Linked DNA regions of Homo sapiens: region 2 is linked to region 1. A link is a contact called in ENCODE Hi-C or POLR2A ChIA-PET data. All regions are on one chromosome and are shown on one strand. Each heading gives the region's core, a stretch centred on a gene start or an enhancer-like site at or near the end of the contact. The rest is flanking DNA. Distances are from core to core; before and after follow the strand shown.

What was found. Hi-C counts contacts between places; a loop is a spot of excess contacts on that map. ChIA-PET counts read pairs that join two places held with the same protein, here RNA polymerase II (POLR2A). Pooled maps may share reads with other maps.
Region 2: a loop to region 1 is called in a map of left cardiac atrium, with 6 times the contacts of the local background. The contact joins two enhancer-like sites. A Hi-C loop is called at or near these places in 2 of 168 maps with a recorded cell type or tissue (left cardiac atrium and mammary epithelial cell) and 4 of 50 pooled maps. POLR2A ChIA-PET finds 5 or more read pairs at or near these places in 1 of 52 experiments (H1).

Annotation. Positions count from the first base shown.
Region 1 is chr19:18,448,763-18,452,968 of GRCh38, reverse strand. ELL (elongation factor for RNA polymerase II) reads left to right here. Exons shown (of 12, transcript NM_006532.4): 7 at 1,321-1,417; 8 at 1,994-2,492. Among named protein-coding and RNA genes, the nearest start is that of ISYNA1, 13 kb to the right of the region's middle. RefSeq lists enhancers at 1,160-1,966, 1,967-2,773. Within about 2 kb of position 1,873, at least 4 of the 41 ENCODE cell types and tissues checked have a DNase peak (open chromatin) inside an H3K27ac peak, as active enhancers do.
Region 2 is chr19:18,762,344-18,766,549 of GRCh38, reverse strand. It overlaps CRTC1 (CREB regulated transcription coactivator 1), which reads right to left. Exons shown (of 14, transcript NM_015321.3): 9 at 1,022-1,146. Among named protein-coding and RNA genes, the nearest start is that of COMP, 27 kb to the left of the region's middle. Within about 2 kb of position 2,276, at least 11 of the 41 ENCODE cell types and tissues checked have a DNase peak (open chromatin) inside an H3K27ac peak, as active enhancers do.

The DNA.
Region 1 (4,206 bases), core at 624-3,123:
TTTTCATCTCCCTGTGGAGTCTCTTTTCAAATGTATTTTCGTGTTCCTCTGTTTTGAGGTCTGACGTTTGTTGCCTGGAAGCTGCAGTGCAGCCGTTGGGGACACTGCACAGCTTGGGGCCTCTGAATCCCGATGTGCCCTAGTCCTGGGCCCTGTTTCTTCTTCTCCTGAGGCCACACATCTGGCCATCCTGTTGTCCAGCTGTGGCCCAGGTAACTTCCCAACTGCCTGGAGGAGTGGCCCGAGCCTCTTTGCTGCCTGACAGCCCTGGGCTCACTGTCCTGCAGCCCCACCAGCAGTGATGAGGATCTGGAGTAGAGCTGTGGGGGATGGCCCTGCAGCAGTCTGTTGTCCCCTGAGGTCGTGGTGCCTCTTGCTCTGGGCCCTGGATTCTCTGGATCCTGCAGCAGTCACCACTCATGCTTCTGCTATGCTTTCCGGTGTCTTCACTCCTCCTTTTGTCTCTGCCTTGCCTGTCCAGTGGATGCAAATGCCTGTTCTCAGTTTTCTGTCTTTAACTGGGAGTTCTGTTTATGTCCACATGGCTCTCCTCTCAGGCCACCAGGGAAGTGACACCTGCAGTGGTCTGTAGCCTAGCCCATTTGTTAGGGAGATGGGCTCTGGGTGTCACTGGCTGGCAGAATGGCCACGGCCCTGGACTTAAGTCTCTCTGCAGGGCCTGGAGGGGCGCTAGGCTGCCCTGAGATGGCACAGCCCCCGGGAATTGAACAGTTGGGTCAGAGAGGATACCCATAAGCTGCAGGGTTGCTGGCGGGGGTGGGGGATTCCACTTGCCCAGATCACATGGAGCGGGAGAAGGGGCATGCACTGGGGTGTTTCTTCCCTTCTTCCCCAGCTGCATCACCTAGTCAAGCTGGTGGCCACTCTGCCGCCCTCCAGATCCTGCTGTGACCTGGGCTTCCAGGAAGGCTGTCTCATCCTAGGCCAGGGCCCTCCGTTCTCTTCTGCATTTTGGACAGTTTCTGCAGTGAGCGTTCTGAACAGGATGAACAGCTGTCTTTAAAAGCAGGGTCCAGCACCCTAGCGTGTGTCCCTGGTCTCTCCGGTAGCAGGCACCTACACAAAGTGATCCTCCTCTGGGCTCAGGGGGACAGTGAGTGGGGAAGTCCTCCTTTGGGTGAAGTCGGGGGCAGGATGGCCTCAGGCCCAGGCTCCTGTGACCCCTTGGCCCTGCTCTGGATTTGGGAGGAGGGGGGTCCCTTCCTTGAGGCATCTCCACCGGGCCCCCATGTGGATACAGGCCTGGGGCCCCTAGGCCCCCTCAGCACCTTCTGACCTAGCCCTGCCTCTCCTTCGCAGGAAGCTGTGCCAGCCACAGAGCACTGGCAGCCTCCTTGGAGACCCTGCTGCCTCCAGCCCCCCAGGCGAGCGTGGGCGCTCGGCCTCGCCCCCACAGGTAAGTGAGGCATGCCTGGGGTGACTGTCCCAAGCACCTGCAGGGCACTCTGTGCTGCATCAGTAACCCTTGTCACCTTCCTCACCAGCTCTTTGGAGCATGAGCTGCTCCAAGTTGAGCCGCCTCCCTCCGCCCAGGGACCAAGGGGGAAGCTGTCGGGTTGGGGTTGGGGGCAGATTCCTGCCAGTGTGGCCGCAGCACCCCAGTGTCACAGTGCGGAACCTGGGACGGGGGGCGGCTCCCTGATGTGGGCTCAACCCTGGGCTTCCTGCTCCTGTGTCACAGTTATCACTGGGGAAGCATGCTGAGCACAGCAGCGCTTTAGACCAGTCCCCAGGGGTGGCCCGCTCACACACTGGGCCCTGCCCTCCCCCTGCATCGATCCCAGCAGGCTGATGGGCCCCAGCTGAGGCCACCCTGAGCGGCACCTGGGACCTGACTTGGTGCTCGGGCGCCCCCATGTGGCCAGCGTGGGCCTTGCAGGCGGCGTTGGGTTTTCTAGCCAGGCCAGGGGATTGCCTGTTGCTGCTCAGCCACTCTGTGCTCCCCTCTAAAATGATCTCTGCTCCTCTCCAGAAGCGGCTGCAGCCTCCTGATTTCATCGACCCCCTAGCCAACAAGAAACCCCGGATATCGCACTTCACTCAGAGAGCTCAGCCTGCCGTCAACGGGAAGCTGGGCGTGCCCAATGGCCGTGAGGCCTTGCTGCCCACCCCGGGCCCACCAGCCAGCACGGACACCCTCAGCTCCAGCACTCACCTGCCCCCGCGGCTGGAGCCCCCGAGGGCCCACGACCCCCTGGCCGATGTCAGCAATGACCTGGGCCACAGCGGCCGAGACTGTGAGCACGGAGAGGCGGCTGCCCCAGCCCCCACTGTGCGCCTCGGCCTGCCCCTGCTGACGGACTGTGCCCAGCCCAGCAGGCCACACGGCAGCCCCTCGCGCAGCAAGCCCAAGAAGAAGTCCAAGAAGCACAAAGACAAGGAGAGGGCGGCTGAGGACAAGCCCCGGGCCCAGCTTCCAGACTGTGCACCTGCCACCCATGCCACCCCCGGAGCCCCAGCAGACACCCCAGGTAGGTGCCCAGGCAGGAGGGCGTTGCCGGGGCTCTAAGTACTGGCCCCACACCCGCCTCACCCTCATGGGGTGTCGAGGGGGCTCAAGCTGTAGAAGCCAGGGGAGGGGACCCTGTTGCCCCAGGCCCCATCAGATTTGCCCTGTGTGCCTGGCACCTGGCACCCTATGTTCCTGCACCTGGTCCTCTCCCTGCCTGTCTGGAGTGCCCGGTGCCACTTGCAGTCAATGTGCCAGGCCAGCACTGGGGGCCGGAGGCCCAGAGCCTTGTGGGGAACTGAGGCCGCAGAAGGGGCTAACATGCAGAGAGGAATGGGGCCCAGGCCCCAGCTCTGACTGCAGGGAAGCCCCAGGAGCCAGGGCCATGCTGAGGTCTGCTGGGGTTCAGGGAAGACAGTGGGGGCCCAGGCAAGCCAGCCCTATTCAGGGAGAGGCAGCACAGGTGCAGATGGGCAGATCCTGGTGGGAGAGGGATAGCACCTGGACCTCTGTAGGCACCGTGCGACTGTTGTGGACTGTAGGTTTCTGCTGTGGGGACAGGGCCTGGCAGGCTGGGATTGGGGAGCCAGGAGACCTGGGCGGCTCCGAGACCACAGCCCAGGCACCTAAACTGAGCAGCAGTAGCACCCGCCTAGCACCGTGGCCATGAGCCTGCGCAGCTGTTCATTTATAGGAACCAGCAGAAGCAGTGGCCAGCGTGCAGCGGCTGTTCCACCACCATGTGCGACAGGGGCTGCAGTGGTCCCATGTGGCGATGGCGGCCAGTTGCAGATGGCCACTTCGCTCTCGGCGCCAGCTGGCCCAGGGCAGCCCAGGTGGTGTCACCTGCTGTGCTTTTGGGTTGTGTCTCTGGGGAGGAGGCTGAGTCAGGGGATTCCTGGGATGAGGGTGGGAGCCCTTCTTTCATTATAGCTTTGCGTTGCTCAGAGGGCCATGCCCCGTCCCCTGCTGTGGCTGGAGAGCAGGTCCTCACAACTGTGGCTGGGTCTTACTGGATAGGAAGGAAGACTTTCGGGGTTGGGTCAGCCCTGCCTCGTGCTGGGCTTCCCACCTCCCGTGGGACTGCATGTGGGGGCCGACGGGGAGAAGGTGGCCTTACTCCCTGGGCAGCCTCTCTGACCAGGGCCATGCTCAGGGCAGGACTCCTGATTCCCAGGACACACCCACACCCCACAGCCAGACCTGGGCCACGATCAAATGGCAGGATCTGCCATTTGAGACCCTTGGCCCGGCTCCAGGGTCCACAGACCACTCTGGGCTGTGTCCCTTCCTTGGATGCCCAGTGCCTAGGTGCCAAGACAGGCCTGGGGACTCAAGGTGGTTTCCTGTCTGGCCTGGTGCGTGTTGGCCCCTAGGCAGTTCATCCCCGGCCCAGGGGCTGTCATCTCTACCACAGGTGAGAAAATGCAAAGCAGGGGTAGATGTCCCAAGCACCAAGAAAAGGACAGTGGAGGCACCAGAAGCTGAGCCTGGTGCTGGTGGTCCATGTTACCAGAGTCCTGAAGGTGGTACTTGTGCAGGGCATGTCTTAGCTGTCCTGTGCCCGTGCCCAGGACAAGCAAGTAGAGAGACGTGGGCTGTGAAGGGGAGAGATGGGGAGAGGAGCTGCTGTGGGGGTGTTCTCCGGGGCCCCGAAGCAGGGACCAGCTTGGCCGGCCCCACACAGCCAGAGCTTGAGTAGGAGTCGGGGGCCGCTGAGGTTTGCCAAGGGCTGG
Region 2 (4,206 bases), core at 1,027-3,526, 310 kb before region 1:
TGCTTGAAATTGGGAGGCAGAGTTGCAATGAACCAAGATCACGCCACTGCACTCCACCCTGGGTGACAGAGCGAGACTCTGTCTCAAAAATTTTTTTAAAAAAGGGATTACGGTCAGGCGCGGTGGCTCACATCTGTAATCCCAGCACTTTTGGAGGCCAAAGGAGGCAGATCACTTGAAGTCAGGAGTTCGAGACCAGCCTGGCCAGCATGGTGAAACCCCATCTCTACTAAAAATACCAAAAAAAAAAAAAAAAAAAAAATTAGCCAGGCATGGTAGCACATGCCTGTAGTCCCAGCTACTTGGAAGGCTGAGGCAGGTGAATGGCTTGAACCCAGGAAGCAAGGTTGCCGTGAGCCGAGATCATGCCACTGCACTCCAGCCTGGGCTACAGAGCAAAACTTCGTCTTAAAAAAAAAAAAAAAGGATTACAAAAGAGTATTATGAAAAATTTTCTGCCATCAAGTTGGATAGCAAAGACGAAATGGACAAATTCCTAGACACATACAAACTACCCAAAAAAGTAGACAAGCAAATACAGCAAATTGAAAAATCAAAAGCTAACCTCTTGAGTTTTTTCTTTTTTTTTGAAACAGAGTCTCACTCTGTCTCCCAGGGTAGAGTGCAGTGGTGTGATCATGGCTCACTGCAGCCTCCACCCCCTGGGCTCAAGTGATCCTCTCATCTTAGCCTCCCTAGTAGCTGGGACCACAGGCGCACACCACCATGCCCAGCTAATTTTTGTATTTTTTGTAGAGACGAGGTTTCACCATGTTGGCCAGGCTGGTCTCGAACTCCTGACCTCAACTGATCCACCCGCCTCAGCCTCCCAAAGTGCTGGGATTACAGGCATGAGCTACGGCACCCGGCTTGAAAATTTGATAATAAAAACTAAAAGTGTTGGGAGCATTCTCAAGGTTTTGTGGCCTCCTGGAAGGAACAGGAGGCCTTCTAAGAGGTAGAGCCAGGCCTCCACCTTTCCCTTTCCCCCTCCCACCTGCCCCCCACCTTGCCCTCGCACCTGAGTGATGGGTGACAGCGGGGACAGGGTGGGCGATGCCTGCTGACGCCTTGCCTCTGTGCTCAGGGACAGGGGGCTGACGCCAGCTGGGCGGTGCTGTGGAGAGGAGCCAGGTGTGCTCATTCCTAGAGAGGAAGTAGGAGGGAGGGAGAGCAGGTGTGAGACTGATCACTGAGAAAGGGCTGCTTACACACCCACAGTCACACTGCATGGGAATAGCTCAACTGCTCAGACAGAAGCCCATGGACATGTCCCAACTGCCAAACCTGGGCACCCCCCGAAGGCCCTGATTCCTGACCCGAGGGTCCCACAGTCCTGCAGAGTCTGTTCTCCTTCCTTCCAGGAAGGGGGTGTCTCACAGCCAGCCAACCAGCACATCCCCATCTCTGGAGCATAAGATTGGCCCCCAGATGGGCATGTAACCAGGCTGGCCCAATGAGAGCCTTCCCAGGGGCTTTGGATGGAATTCCAGGAAGGGCTGTCTGAAGCCGTGTGTGGGGCATCCTGTGGCGAGGTGAGGAGCCAGCTGAAGGGCTGCAGGGGAGAGGCAGCATCTGAGCCTGCTTCCCACTTTCAGGAGACAATAAATGGTTTTTTTTGGCTGAAAATGGCTTGGGTTGTGGTTAGCTTCAAGCCAGCAGGCCCTGCCCAATGCTGTGGTTTTGCCCACCACCTCGTGGATCTTGCCCTCCTTCAGTGAATGTGCCCATTCCTGCAGCTGCTTCTCTTGGCCCCCAGACCTGAGCACCTGCTATCCCCTATGTCCCACAGCCACTTCCTCCTCCCCAGACCTGGTGCATTCCCCAAGCTGCAGTGCCACCCATCAGGCTGTCTGAACTAAAGAATGTCACTCCTTAACATCCTTCCCCCTCTCTGCCCTGGGGTCTGACACATCATTCCTGCTGGAGGTCCTGCCAGGAGCCGCCTCATCACCCCTTCCCTCACCCCGGCCCCGAAGGCCCTTGCACTGAGCAACCCAATCCTTGGATTCTGCTGCAGTGATGAAGCTGGGTGAGGTCAAGTTCAACATGGCAGTAGCTGGGGCTGGCTGGGTTATTGTGGGCACCATGCCAGGCAGGCAACAGGCCCCTCGATGGCAGGAGGACCCCTGCGAGCCTGGCCTGACCCCCATCCACTCTGGAGACTTGGTTCCCTGGTTGGTGAGATGGCGACGATAACAGCCGCCCTCTCCGGTTCAAAGTGAGGCCCTGGTGAGGTCAGGAGCAGTCTCTGAAGAGCATCTGGCCTGCAGTCAAGGCGGGGGTGAAGCCGCCTGACTCACCCCAGGAGATCTGGGCACCAGATTAACCTTGTTCCGGCAGATGAGACGGCGGGTGCGTGGGCCCATGGGAACACACCCGACAAGCGCCGAGGGGAGATGACAGCCTTGTCCGTGCCCAGGGCAGCTGCTCACCGGGGCGAGCTCGGTCACGCCTGCACTTCCCCTCGGATGCCCTGGCAGCTCTGCTTGGCTGCGCACTGTGGGAGGAAGCCTGGTGCTGTTGACTGCTCCCCAGGCAGCAAGCGCCCTTTGCAGGCCCTGGCGTCCAGGGAGGCATCAACAGAGGCCTGGACGGGAGGATGTGGGGGAAGCCTGCTCAGAGCACACTCAGAGTCACGACCCTGGGCCACTCCCTCATCTTCTCCTGAGTGTCCGCCACTTCGTGCGTCCAGCAGGCCGAGAGATGCTCAGTGCCCAGGTCAGAAGCAGAGGTCGGGCTCGGTACAAAGTAGGGGCAAACGTCAGGAGCGTGTGAGGGTATGGATGTGGGACGACAGGGGCGGGTGGGGCCTGAGGCAAACCAGAGCACTGTGGCCCGTCTCGAGGTGCAAGACATCGGCCATGGCCACTGGGCTGTCTGATTCTTCAAGAGCAGCCAGAAATCTGGTGTTCTACGGGCATTCCCCTGGTTTTTCAATGTTGATTCTAAGTACAGTCAAGCATCACTTAACAATGGGGGTGACTTCTGAAAAAACGCGTTGTCCGGCGATTTCATGGCTGTGCATGAGGATCACAGGGCAACTTACACAAACCTGGATGGCAGAGCCTCTGCACACCTCGGCCAGACGGTAGGGCCCTTGTTCCCAGGCTACAAACCTGTACAGGGTGACCGTCCTGAATACCGTCGGCCAGGCACAGTGGCTCACGCCTGTAATCCCAGCACTTTGGGAGGCTGAGGCAGGCGGATCACCTGAGGGCAGGAGTTTGAGATTGGCCTGGCCAATGTGGTGAAACCCCGTATCTACTAAAAATACAAAAATTAGCCAGGCGTGGTGGTGGGCGCCTGTACTCCCAGCTACTCGGGAGGTTGACGTAGGAGAATCGCTTGGGACTGGGAGGCGAAGGTTGCAGTGAGCCGAGATCACACCACTGCACTCCAGCCTGGGTGACAGAGTGAGACTTTGTCTCAAAAAAAAGAAAAAAAAAATTAAAAACAGTAGGCAACTGTAGCACAATGGTAAGGACTTGTGTGTCTAAGCCTAGAAAAGGAGCAGTAAGACACAGCATTATACTCTGATGGGGCCACTGCCGATTATGTGGTTTGCTGTTGTCAGAAACGTCAAGATGTGGCGTGTGGCTGTATTACAGATGCACAACTGTGGGCCCACACGAAACATACCATGGGCTGGATTTGGCCCTTGGGCTGCCAGTCTCTAATGTCTGCCCTGAATACAAGGGAGTTTTTAATCTTCCACTGGCTGCAAAGTGAGCTCTCGGCCACCCCTGGAGAGGCCAGTTGGCCCAGGAGGGCGGACGGGAGCCTTGCTGTTGAATTCCTTTTGGCAACCTGGCTCACCTTTGGGAACAGGCACAGAGCCAGCTGGAGGGGAAGTCTGGAGCGGGCAGGGAGAGCTGCCAGGGGAGGGCGGGCCAGGTGTCAGGGCCCGCCCGGCCTCAAAGCTGGGCCAGGAAGGAGGAGCCAGGGCCTGCCCTCCTCCTGCACTCTGGAAAGCAGCCAGGGATATGGGAAATGTAGATGGAGCCAAGCGGGGTACTGTCTCCTCGGCCGCGAAGGCCTCTGTCTTCCTTCCTGAGGGAGCTCACGTTCTGACTGGCGGGTGGGCTTGCGAGGAGGGAGGGGGCCACCTTCGTGTGTGCCAGGGGCCGGCAGCTCGGCTTGATTTAAAAGGCGTCCAGAAAGCAAAGCCCCTGCCAGGCGAGCTGCTTGGGCGGCAGGTTCACA